2 separate regions of the Mus musculus genome follow, and region 2 is linked to region 1. A link is a contact called in ENCODE POLR2A ChIA-PET data. All regions are on one chromosome and are shown on one strand. Each heading gives the region's core, a stretch centred on a gene start or an enhancer-like site at or near the end of the contact. The rest is flanking DNA. Distances are from core to core; before and after follow the strand shown.

Region 1 (6,585 bases), core at 1,812-4,311:
ACCAATCTTTATCCAAGCTAGTGACCAGATTTTCCAACCCCAAAATAGGAGACACATGGCTGACATAGGATTTTTGTTCTCTTTCCAGGAGAGGATGGCATTCTGGGATATGTAGTTTCCTGTTGGAGGCACAGAGGTCCTTGTACTCACAAAGAAGCACGCAGAGAACCAGGAATGTTAATCTTGCAGGGGTGTCTTCTCAATGGAGGAGATAAAAGTCAAATACCTGCCTTCCATCCAGAGAGCTGAAAGTGGATTTTGTTAACAACCTGGTGACCTTTCTGCTCTCTGTGGGGGCAGACTTCACCCTCCTTTTGCTGTCGAAGCAGACCTTATCCAAATGCCCCAGCACAGTTATCTCAGACTCTTTCCCCTCCCCAAACCCCCAGATCCTTACCCGTCCTTAGAAGAGATGTCACAAGAACTTTGTGGCCTGCTGACCTCTACGCTATTGTTCCGAGACTGCACTAGATTTGAGGCCCTTTAGCTATCTAGCCCACGCGCATGGTCACACGTAAGTTGCAAGGGAGACTATGCAGTCACACCTTAAGCTTGATTGTGCACCTGGGATTGGACTGCTTGGACTGCTTGTTGCCTAGAAACCTCCCCCCTCCCCCCCCCCAGCTAGTATGTGTTTTAAATATGCTGACCAACCACCTGGCATCAGACTTCCCAAAGTCTGATCCAGGTTGAAAAGTCAATCTGCACCTCATTTTCCTTCTTATCTCTTCATGAATTTCTAAGTGATTCTGTAGCCAATAGAGGAGAGGAGAGGAGAGGAGAGGAAAGGAGAGGAGAGGAGAGGAGAGGAGAGGAGAGGAGAGGAGAGGAGAGGAGAGGAGAGGAGAGGAGAGGAGAGGAGAGGAGAGGAGAGGAGAGGAGAGGAGGATTGGAAGATCGCTCACTGGGTAAAGGGCTTGCTGTGTAGACATGGAGATCTGAGTTTGGACCTCTAGCACCTACATACAAACCTGGATGTGGTAGCATGCATTTGTGACACCCCAGAACTAGGGGGTAGAAGCAGGCAGATCCTGGGGGCTTGCCATTCTAGCCAAATGCCAAGCTCCAGGTTCAATGAGAGACTGGGGGGAGGGAGAGAGAGAGAGAGAGAGAGAGAGAGAGAGAGAGAGAGAGAGAGAACAATTGAGCTACTGAGGCAGACACCTGATGTCAATATGTGTGCATATTACACACACACACACACGCACACACACACACACACACACACACACACACACACACAGAGGATTCTTGGAGAAATCATATATTTATGGGTTACTTTGGTTCAGAGAGGAAAATGAAAAAGCAAAGATGGATAGCCATGTCCCAACCCTTGCCAGGTAAAGGGGAGGTGTAGGCAGTAAGGCATGGATTAACTGGAAGCACCTATGGGATTTCCAAGCAGTCAGGGACCAGGGAGAAGGCTGTGTGAGGCGAATTTTGGAAAGAATTGTGGGAACAGTTCTAAAGATAAGTTAAAGGTGTATTTCTGGAGTTTAATTCCAAATGATTTAAACGCCTGGGTGGTCATCCAGCGGCAGCTTATCCTCGTCTGGGACAGACATACATACAGACAACACACACACCAAAAATAAACTAAATTGTGTGAAGGTATGATTGATTAGATAACTAATCTTTTAAAAAGAAAGAAAGAAAATTCTGCTGTGGACGATTCCTCGGTTAAGGCAACAAAAGGCCCAAGCTCTTAACAGCAGAATCAGTACAGAACCTTGGTTGGGCTAACCCCCTCCGTCCTATGCCACTATTCCCTTGACAATAGATTTTTGGAGGTCTTCATCCAGACCCTGACATTTGTGCCTGTTTTAAAAAGAGGGGTGGGATTGGGAGAAATCTTTGGGTCCTTCTTGCATTGGGCTTTTGAAAGGAGGTTTTAGAATCATCAGGCTAGTGGACTTCGTCTCTAGTTTTGTGATCTCAAGCAAATTGCTTAACTTCTCTGGGCTTCCCAGAGAACATCCACTTCCTTGGGCATCAGGAGACCGTAGAAGGTGTACAATGCTTCGAGTAGTTCTGCTAACATTGACAAACCTTAGCACAATGGCTATTATTACCTCCAGACACCCCCAATGCGGTAGATAAGACAACTTTAGCTAACAACAACAAACATTTTTATTTGAATAGTTCTGAGCTTATTTTCAGGCTATGGTTTCTCTAATGTTATCTCTTGAGGCAAGGGTACATAAAAAGAGAATCGATTTAAAGTTAATTTAGAGAAACAGTTAATAAAATAGAAGTCAGTTACAATCTATAATACCGGAGGAATGTGTATATGGAAGACAATCGTCTTCATCTGGATCGTCAGACATCTGAAAGGCAGAACATATTGATGTGACATGTTCCCTCCTGCAAAGAAAATGTTCAGGGCAGGATAGGTGGGACAGCAGCAGAAATCCGGAGGCTCGGGAAGGGAGGTCGACTCAAAAGCCAGCTAGCTCTTTAACTTCTCTCTCCAGGCTCCTTTGGGGTGATTTTTTTTGGATCACTGGGTCAGTCAGCCAATGCCTGCGAAGAACTCTAATTCGGCTCAGATCGCAAGCGCGATCTGCCAAAAGGTCTTCGCGCCTCCGGCCCCGCCTCCATCCCCGCCCCGCACATCTGGTGAAAAGATTCCCGCCGCGGGGCGGGGCAGGACACAGCCGGCGCATGCGCGTCAGCGGCCCGAGTGCCGCACCACAGGCCTCCACTCCCAGAACCGCGTTGCAAACTGTTGCATCAGACAGCAAGCAGCGGGCCGCGCCGCCAAGGTTTCTAGGAAGATAGCGCAGTTTTGAGCTCCTTCTTGGTGGTTTAGGCGCATTGGTTGCCCCTCCCTATGTCTACCCGCCTGCAACACAAGCTCCTAAAATCTCAAGCTTGTGAGCCAGATAGCTCTGTTGCTCCTGTCCCCATGCACCGCTGGCCACAGACTGATCTGTATTCGACTTACTTTCTTAACCGCAAGGACCCTGAAGGAAAGAGCTGGGTTTGATTTCTCTTTCCGAGTACAAGAATGCCCCTGAGGAATTTCACACTCTGTGAAAGTGCAAAACTCATTTCCCCAGACTAAGCGTTGCAGACGTTTCCCCAATGGGCTTGGCGAGCTCCCAGCAGGAATGCACCGGGAGAGTTTCCAGCTCTGTACCCCGAGCAGCTGAACATGCAGAAGACCCTGAGCTAGGGAGGAGGCCCTCTGGATGGAAACATCTCTGTAGGACGATATATCGGTCTTAGGGCATACCGCAGTGTGCTGGAGATTTGGGCCTCAAACAGAATGCAGGACCGCACATTCACACCTAGGCGGCGCCCATATATAGTGTCCTTGACTCGACTGGCTATAGCATGTGTGAGCTGCAGAAAAATTTGTTTTTCGCTTCTCCCTCACTCTTCCAGGTCTAGTTCCGCTGCCTTCCTCAAAGGGAAGGAAATGGTGTTCATCTAGAAGGGTTGGGGCAGTCTCGGGGGTGGAATTTTAAGAACACTCAGAGGTCTGGGGATGTAGTAGCTCAGGAGCATCGCTGGCGCGTGCACATCTCTGGCTGCCAATCCCAGCACAGATTAGGAATCCACCCGTTTTCAGAGACAGTCTCATTCTTACCTTCAATTCTTTTCATTTTTTAAAATAGGTCAAGGCCAAGATCATTCAATGTTAATGGATTTTCCAGAAAAGTGGGGGGGGGGGGACCTGGCATTTTACCTTACATATTCTGTCTTTTTTAGGGTGTGGATGGTGAAAGTCTGTTTTGATTGAACAATCTTGAGAGTTAACAAAAACCCTGTCTTCTTTCTTCCCCTGATTATTGTGACTCACTTAATTCTAAGATGCATATTTTTTAAAAATGAATTTAGGAAGCGTGTCCCAGCAGTCAATGCTGTTTAAAGTAGCATTTTCCTGTCAGCAGCGGAGTACTGTGTCAGTTTGGGATTTTCATTGTAAGTCGTGCTTCATAAATATGGCCCGATCTGTTTCGGTCTGGGTAGCAGTGCTTTTATGAGCCAAAGGAATGGGAGTTAGGAGCCAGCTGGAGAAGAAAGTTATTAATATCATGGAGCGCGGCAGGAAAGTTGAAACCATGCGCCTTGGGCTCACGTTGGGGTCTCTGCTATATCGATAGCTGATGTATGTTTCGGGTTGTCGTCACATGTTTGTGGACTGAATGCTCTGACAGAAGGAAAGGCGTTACCCAGAAGGACAAAGAGGCCCACTATTTTGCAGGAGGCAGCCGAGGACAGCCTGAGTTCTCTTGTGTTGAGTGAAGAGGGCTAATTCTTCTGGCTCAAAGACAGTGCAACAGAGACAGCTATTAGGTGACAAGTCTCCTGAGATCTGTTCACTGGCTTCCCTGTCTGGAAAAGCCACCAGCTGCTAATGCTATAGTCAAGGAGTCCTTCTACTTAACCACGCCTAAGGTTGTGATTATTGACGGTCACACCTGGATTGAATTTCCAAACAAACTTCTGGAAAAGTAAGACGACTGAGAGACAGATCCAGGGGGCAGGGCCCCACCCCACCCCTGAATCTTACACCCAGATGATCAGAGATGCAGGCGTATTCAAAAAGGAAGATTCAACCTCTTCATTGGGGGCACTCCCATTTAGACACAAGACCCAGACCCAGCCCCAGCCCCAGACAACACTCCTGTTACAAGAGCCGTGATCTAAATTCCTCGTGGAAAGTCTGTCTGAATTAGACACCTCATTTTAATTCCCATTTCCTTTTTAAGTCCGGTCCCTCCTTCTTGAGAACCACATTTAAAGCTGCGAGCTGGCCTTCCTTCTGTTTTTGCTATTTGTGTGCCAATTTCAAGGGTGGGGAGAGCCACGTTAATTTAAAAATATAGCACAAATAGCAAAATGAGGCTTAGTTTAAAGTAAAAGCCACAGAAAGAGTTTTCCCCTTCCCTTCCATGCGTTTCAGATTTTCCTAGATCCACCTTTATGTCTTCAGAGCCCAGACATAGGAAGTGACTGAGCCTCACTGGATATTCTTCCAAGCCTGAGCAAAAAGCCTCCAGCTCATGCTCTCAGGCCACCTTTATATTTTATTTTTCTGTTTTAGAGATTTGAGTTCGGGGTGGGGGGGGGGAGCTCAGAAAGCTGGCCAAGTCCCCGATTCCATGGTAGGGTTCTAAGCACCGGTAGATTTGGGATTATAACCAATATCTTCCAATCAGTTGTGTCTGCTTGTGCATTCTGGGTATTGGGAATGTAACTGTTAATTAAGGGAGTTCCTAGATTAAATCCAGGTGTCATTATTTACTAGTTTTTTGACTTTACATCAAACAGGAATCATGATCCCCACGGTACAGGCCATACTGTATCAAGGTCTAAAAAGGGCCTGGTGCGACCAATAGGCGGCGGCTGTTATGAAAATAGACCCTCTCGTCTGTGGGCTCTCTCTTTAGTCATCATCTGCCATTTTGGAAAAGGAAAGAATATTTGTAATCTACTTCAAGTGGAGGGTCTACCTCCATTTTAAATCACCCTCGGGCTCACTAGAAGGGAAGACCTGACCAGACCGAGCTGAATTTGCAAACACCTAGGCCTTTTAACCGAGTGGAATCTCTGCCGTTGCCCCCTTATACAAAACAAGATCGAAGCGGCTGGGACTTGGGAAGCCTTGAACGAATGTCAATCGGTCTAAAGAAGCCGGTCTAAATGCGGCGTGGGCTCAGTCACCTGGAGAAGGAAAGCCACTGCAGGCGGCTGTAGGCAGAGGGGACGGAAACTCCATGCGCGAGCGGCAGCGCCCTCTGCTGGTTATATGGTGCAAATCCGGAGCCTAGACCCGCCGCTGGTCAAATGGGACTCGGGATTCCTTCCGCTGCCTCCGCCCCCGCTCCGTCCCTTCTCGGGATCGCCGAGCCTAGTCTGGGTCTGGATTCCAGGAGAGGCGTCCCCATCCTACGCTTGAAGGCAGAGCAAGGACGCTGCTCCAAAACACCCGGTTCATCAGCTGAGCGGAAGCTGCAGGAATCTACCCAAATCCACCAGCGGCTGCTTTTGCCTCCCAGAAGCCGGGGCTATCCGAGGTGGTTTGGAAATGGCATCGCCTATGGCCAAGATCGAGGGTTCTGCGGACAGAGAGGAGCCCTGGGTTCGCTTTCTGCCTCATCCAGCTAGGTGACCTTGGGCAAGGTACTTAAATTTCCATGTGCCTTGTTTTCCTCATCTTTAAGATGGAGAGAATGCTCCCGACCTTGACGGATTGGCTCGAGGATTACACTAGAACAGGCAGCCTAGGTTGGGATTCTGGCATTGACATCAGCTAGTTGTGTGCCCTGGGGCAGGTTACTTAACCTCTCTGCCCTAGTTTCCTGAAAAATAGGGAGCATAACGGTACTTACCTCCGAGGGTTGTTGCCTGCAAAGCGCTTAACACTGCGATGGAAGAGTAAGCGCTTAATAAACTGTGGCTATTATGACTGTTGTCATTATTGTCCTTAAGAGCACTGAGCACAGGAGCAGAGGTCTATCGGGCTGGTTATTATTATTATGTTTCTCGAGTATGGTTATTTCTTTCCCGGAATTGTTAAAATTATTATTATTATTATTCACAAACTCGAGTCCTTATCAGTAGCTGAAGGAC
Region 2 (6,585 bases), core at 1,796-4,295, 320 kb after region 1:
GGAGGCAGATCCATCAACAGTAGCCTGGGGCTGGCTCCCGTGATCGGAATGCCTTTCTCTGGGAGATGAGGATCAGCCTGTAGGTCTTTAGCGGTTGCTATGGAAACCGAAAGCCGCCTCTTGGACTTTTAGGAATTAAGAGAAAACCCTGGTGTGCAGGGCTTTGAGTCCCGGTGCTCCATTGTCATCCTCAGCCTGCTGTGCAGTTGGGATCTGGGTCAGGGGTGGATGAGAGTGGCCCTCAACCCAGAGCAATGGTTGTGGGAATCAAAATGTGAAGGAGCACGGAGGGTCACAGGCAGAGCCTAGACCAAGGTAATTTCATAAAGAGAGGTGAGCTGGTGGAGATACTAACTCTGTTGATCCCACTTGGGTCACTCATGTGGATCCTGTCGAAACTTCAGCACTGTGGGTGGGGTAGTGAGAGGGAAGGGCAGAAAAAATCTGCTGGACCTTCAAGAAGCCCTTTGGGAGTCTTCCAAGGAAAGGAAAGCCCAAGTGAGCCTAGTCCTTAGGAGCTGAGATCTCCCCCTCTCCTGCCAACCATTTGAGCCAGTTCTTTGCTTTGTGACCTTGGACCTGTCCCGAACCCTCTCTAGGATTCTGCCGTCCTCATCTGGGCCTGTCCAACTGGTCTTTCTTCTCCCCATGGTTTAGGACACACCGAAGGTGTGAGGATCCAGCACAATTTATCCCGAGGCCTTTGCAGCCCAGCCTTGCCACTAGGTCCAGGCAGGAATCCAAAAGGGAGGGGCCTCCTGCCTGCCCGCCAAGCCTGCGCACACCTCTGCTCTTTGTCTCTGGAGCCTAATCAGCCTCCAGATCTAGAAGAAGAAAAAAAAAAATCAGGCAGCTCTGTTGCTGCCAGCCTGGCTGGACCCAGTCCCCTCTCCTAGAGAGATGAGCTCTTCACTGTTGGGATATGGAGGGGAGGTGATGGACCACTCTGTCCTCCAGGGCCTCTTTCCTTCCCAGAACAAAAGACCATCTGATGAAATCTTGCACCTAAGTACTTGCCGGCATGCACACACAAGTACAAACACATACACCTTCACTTCAGTGGCAGCAGAGGGCTGGAGGAGTGGCCCAGAAGGCAGTAAACTCATTGACTTCCTGAGGCCAATTCCTAAGCCAAGCTTGCCTCATCGTGTCATGGGCTAGAGGACACTGCCAGAAGCCTTAAATAAGTGGTTGGGCCTCCTTGGGCTTCATCTGTGTAAGAATTCCCACCAATCGGACAGGGTTGACTATGACTTACTTTCTCATGGCTGTGACAAAAGAAACACCTGGCAGAGTAAGCTTAAGTGGGTATTTATTTTGGTTCACAGTTACAGGGTACAATGCATCCTAGCGGGGAAGCCGTAGTTTCCTAAGCCAGAGGCAGCTGGCCACATTGTAGCCACAGTCCGGAAACAACAGGAAGACAGCGCAGGTGCTCGGCTTGCTTTCTCTTTCCTTCAGCTCAGGACTCTAATCCAAGCGATAAGGATACAAACATCCAGACCGAGGCCCCTAGATTCAGTGTTTCTGGGAATACAACCATGGATGTGTTGCCATAAACTCGGAGCTTTGTTGCTACAGCGATTCCAAACCCACCAAGCCATCAACGAAGATCGAGCCATCACAATTGCCAGTAGGGTGAGGAGCACGTGAGGCCTCAGGACAGGGTGAAAAACGACTTCCACAGTTCCCATACCAGACTCTTCTGAGGCTCACCGCACCTTTCCTTGAATCTTTGCTGGCACGAGTGGTTGGCAACAATGGGAGCCTGGCTCCACATGGATCAAAGAAAGGGAAGGAAGTGGTGGCATGTTGGGACACTTCATTCCCTGTGCCTTAAATTCCTGGTGAGTGTGCTGCTTAAACCGCCTGGTTCTGGCTCAGGCTATTGGTTTTTCGAGACAGGGTTTCTCTGTGTACCTCTGGTTGTCCTGGAACTCACTTTGTAGACCAGGCTGGCCTCGAACTCAGAAATCTGCCTGCCTCTGCTTCCGCCTCCGCCTCCGAAGTGCTGGGATTAAGGTGTGTGCCACCACTGCCCGGTTAAACGAGCATTTCTTAACTCCTGAATCCATCTTTCCAGCTCTCTAATGAGAATTTTTATTAGTGTTTTATTAATTGTACAAAACAATGTGCTTTGTCTCTTGTGCTGGCACATGCCTTTAATCCCGGCACTTGGGAGGCAGACGTAGGCAGATCTCTATGCATTTGAGGCCAGCCAGGGGTTCACAGTGAGATCCTGTCTCAAAACATGCAAACTAAAATAATGAGCTTCATTATGACATTTTCGTACATGCACGTAATATAGTGGATGGGCGTAACGGCATATTCTGTCCTTGTCTAAAGATAATATCTGGTAGGGTATTAAATGTATTACAATTCTTTATATACCATAAATTCGCGGGCGGAGTCCGCAATGGCGCAGATTTGCCAAGCCCCCTCTTCCCACAGCCAATCAACTGCCTCCCAGGAACGGTTCCCTCCCTCCACTTCTGCAGCACCTTGACAGCATTGCAGCTCAGTTCATGAATGGAGCCATAGGAGTTTCCACCAACTCTTGGAGGCCAGCTTAGAACCTGGAAGTGCATCCAAGGGCCGGAAAACGCTGGGATTCATTCCGAGTTCAAGGTCCAAGTCGGGCCCAAATAATTTTGTAGATGAGGAAACCCGAGGTGCAGATCGGGGAAGCTAATGCGCAGGGTCGTCCCTAAACGGAGAGCAGAGGGATAGGCCAGGGTATTCTCCAAGGAGGGAGTCATCGGGTACGGGTTTTGGGGGTCCATGTGTTCTGAAGAAACTGGAGCCGAAGCCACTGTTCTAAATCTGCTGGTTAGGCTTGCCCCAGCAAAAACCCGGCACTGGCTTTTGTGAAAAACTCGAGACTGGCGGCTGCTGAGACCTATTTACGACAATTTCAAGGTTCCCTGTGCCTTAAATCCCAAACTCTTTGCTTCCCGACCCTCCCGTTCGAGCTCTCGGCGATCTTCTGAGAAAGTCTGAGGCTCCTTAGTACCTTCTCTAGTATGAACTGTTCAGCCTGCCCGCAAGTTGTAACTACGCAGGCGCCAAGACAGCCAACCAAGGAGGCTGCAGATCGGGTGCCAGAAGCTCTAGAGAGCTTCAGGGCGGAGAGAGAAGGAGCCAATGGCTGGAAGGAGGGAGGGTGGGAGCTCCCGGTCTCGGGGAGGAGGCGCTAGAGATGGGGTGAAGGGGCGTTCAGGGGCTCCGCGGGTCTAAGTCCTCCTGGGCTGCGGAAGTTGAGCAACCGGGAGGCGGGCTTAGGGCCGGAAGCAGGAAGGAGGGCTCAGGACGCAGGGCGCCGCTGCCAGCCTTGCTGTCGGCCGGTGGGACTGTCAGTGGCCAGAGCAGGATGGAGAAGCTACGGCTCCTGAGCCTCCGCTACCAGGAGTATGTGACTCGTCATCCAGCCGCCACGGCCCAGTTGGAGACGGCTGTGCGGGGCCTCAGTTACCTGCTGGCAGGTGCCACACTGACCTTTGACCCATTTCTTGGGGACTCTGACCCAGGAACCCTATGGCTCTTTGCCTGCTGACCCAGGGTAGTGGTCGCGGTGCTTCAGTTCTGTCTGGGTTCCTGTGGCGTAGAGGAAACTAGAGAACCCAAAGCCGCAGGGTAAAACAGACGCTCACCAACGCCTTCTATACCTTCTTCCCTAGGTCGCTTCTCCGATTCACACGAGCTGTCTGAACTGGGTAAGTTGGACTCTGGGCTGGGGAGGGAGAAGGCTTCCAGCGGAACCTTGATTGAAGGTCCTGAGCTTCCCTCTAGATCAGCTGTCCATCGCCCAAGACAGTTGGTGTCCCCAGAGTTGGGCGACCTGTGAGGGCTCTGACTGGCTTCTCACTCCTGGTTTTGCTTAGGATTAAGCAACTTTCCTGACCTTGCTAGTTCATCAGACCTATGAGTATGAGAAGGGCACTGTTGTTCTGTCTAGCTGAAGGAATACAAGTTCAGAAAAGTCCTTGATGTCAGGACCAGTGTTCAAGTGCCCCCACCTCCCTGCTGTAAGGGCTCTGTTTGCTTAGTGGGGGTAGTGAAGATCATGAAAGGATGAGGGGGATTTTGAAAGGTAGGTGTGATGTAGTCCTTCAGGGGGGACCATCTGAAGAGAGCAAAGATGAGTTGGTGGGACCACACATTTGGCTGTTTGGAACATGACAGGCAGTTTTGAGCAGCTCAGTAACCAGTGCTGTCCAGCAGAGCAAGGGCTGGCTTGTCACTCCAATCAGCTCATTTCTTACTGGCTCAGATGTCATCATGGAGAGAATGGGGCTCTGAGGTAGTGGGCGGAGAGGCTTGTTGGTTTCCACACAGTCTGTGGGTAGCTGTGATCGGTAGGGCTCTGGGGTAAGGGTGAGAGGGGTGAAGGCCACAGCAGGGCCGGCCTCTCAAGACCACAATCTGCTTCTCAGTGTACTCTGCCTCGAACCTGCTGGTGCTGCTCAATGACGGGATCCTGAGGAAGGAGCTTCGAAAAAAGTTGCCTGTGGTGAGAACTTTGCCAGGAGCTGGGGGTGGGAAGCTCAGGGACTTGGGAGGAAAACAGTAATGACCAGCACGTGTGGTACATGTCGTTGTCTCAGAGAGTGAGGCATGCCCACATGAGCCGCAGATCAATTGTTGGTAGTCTCATGCATGAAGTTTCTTTTCTTTTCTTTTAAAAAACAAAATAAAACAAACAAACAAACAAAAAACAAGGCTGGGCAATGGTGGTGCACGCCTTTAATCCCAGCACTTGGGAGGCAGAGGCAGGCGGATTTTCGAGTTCAAGGCCACCCTGTTCTACAGAGTGAGTTCCAGGGCAGTCAGGGCTACGCACAGAAACCCTGTCTCCAAAAAACAAACTAAATCCTACAGATGTCTTTTTTTTTTTTTAAGGTTTATTTATTTTGCATATATGAGTACACTTTAGCTGTCTTCAGACACACACCAGAAGGGGGCATCCGATTCCATTACAGCTGGTTGTGAGCTACCATATGGTTGCTGGGAATTGAACTCAGGACCTGTAGAAGAGCGTCTCTCCAGCCCTCATGCATGAAGTCTTAGAGAGCTAGAAAGGCCTGTCCCAGGCCAGCCAGCCTGGTAGCAATGGATTTGGTATTGAACTGAGGTGTTAGGCTTAGAAAGGAGGAGGCCCCCACCTGCTGGAGCAGCCTGCTTTTTCTAAGACAGCACTTGGGGTAGAGAAGCTCCCTGACCTCTGGGCTTCTTGCAGTCGCTGTCCCAGCAGAAGTTGCTGACATGGCTGAGTGTACTGGAGTGTGTGGAGGTGTTCATGGAGATGGGGGCTGCCAAGGTGTGGGGCGAAGTAGGCCGTTGGCTCGTCATTGCTCTCATCCAGTTGGCCAAGTAGGTTGGGTTGTGGAGGGCAGGACTGAGGTGGGGTGACCCAGTCCAGCAATGAGGTGCTCAGCAGAGCAGCCTTGCTACCTGCTTTCTAACCGCTTTCCCCTAACTGCCATAATCCCCACCCCAGGGCCGTCCTGCGCATGCTCCTGTTGATCTGGTTCAAGGCTGGCATTCAGACATCACCCCCCATTGTTCCACTGGACAGGGAAACTCAGGCACAGCCCTTGGGTAAGCTGCTTCTCTCCCAGGAGTGGAGTGGGGTGTGGGACTGCTCTGAGGCTCTGCAGCACATTTCCTGTCAGCTCAGTACTCCCATTTATTTATTCTATAAGAAAGAAGAAGGCAAGGTTTGGAGAAAATGAGAACTTAAACTTGGGAGTTTATTTGTTTGAGCTCCTGCCGGTCAAACCCAGTGTCTTGTACATGCGAGTCGAGTGCTCTACCACTGAGCTTCACTCCCATCCCTGAACTTGGGACGTGTGCAAGAGTCCTTCTTTTCTGTTGTAGGCTACAGGAACTAGGGATAGCGCACCAGCACAAGGTAGGTGTCCTGCCAAAATTGTCTTGGGCCTGGTTCTGTATCATGAACCGTATCCTCAAGAGGCAGGGCACCTGGCTGCTCTGGGCCCCTCCGTCAGCCTCCAGTCTTCCCCCTTATTTTGAAAGGGGACAGTGATGTGAACTTGACCACAAGAGATCGAGAGAATGCAGCCTCACAGTCCTATAGCCCCGACAGATGTTGATGGGGTGGGCCCTCCTATCCTTCCTTTAGTATCTTTAGGCTCTTGGTTGACTGACTGTGCGTGAGGATGGCCTCTTCCTGGGCCAGGGTAGGTGCCAGAGTGCTTCCCTCTATGGAAAGATTTTTGCCAAACCACGGTCTCTGGGTGTGATTCCCTTAGTTCAGCTGCTGCCTGAGGCCAGGCTCTTGTGCTCTGTAGATCCTCAAGCATTCACTGTACACATGTTCTCTGCAGGCTCTGCTAGGAATGTGTCCCTCTTACATTATGTCCTGTTTATGCCTGCTAGATGGTGACCACAATCCGGGCAGCCAGGAGCCATCATATGTGGGGAAACGGTCACACAGAGTGGTGCGAACCCTCCAGAACAGTAAGTGGAAGATGTAGCTGGACTGGGCACCTAGGTGCTGAGGTCAGTGTGAGCCCGTAGGACTGGCTTCTGTCAGCACCCACTCTGGCTCCTGGCTCACTGACC

The links. ChIA-PET counts read pairs that join two places held with the same protein, here RNA polymerase II (POLR2A).
Region 2: POLR2A ChIA-PET joins it to region 1 with 10 read pairs in embryonic stem cell. The contact joins the promoter of Pex16 here to the enhancer-like site in region 1. POLR2A ChIA-PET finds 5 or more read pairs at or near these places in 3 of 5 experiments (Patski and embryonic stem cell).

Annotation. Positions count from the first base shown.
Region 1 is chr2:92,052,875-92,059,459 of GRCm38, forward strand. No RefSeq gene overlaps it. Among named protein-coding and RNA genes, the nearest start is that of Gm31473, 28 kb to the left of the region's middle. Within about 2 kb of position 3,062, at least 1 of the 3 ENCODE cell types and tissues checked has a DNase peak (open chromatin) inside an H3K27ac peak, as active enhancers do.
Region 2 is chr2:92,372,194-92,378,778 of GRCm38, forward strand. Pex16 (peroxisomal biogenesis factor 16) reads left to right here and starts at 3,046. Exons shown (of 11, transcript NM_145122.2): 1 at 3,046-3,482; 2 at 3,678-3,713; 3 at 4,434-4,510; 4 at 5,237-5,370; 5 at 5,498-5,598; 6 at 6,400-6,480. The coding sequence starts at 3,371.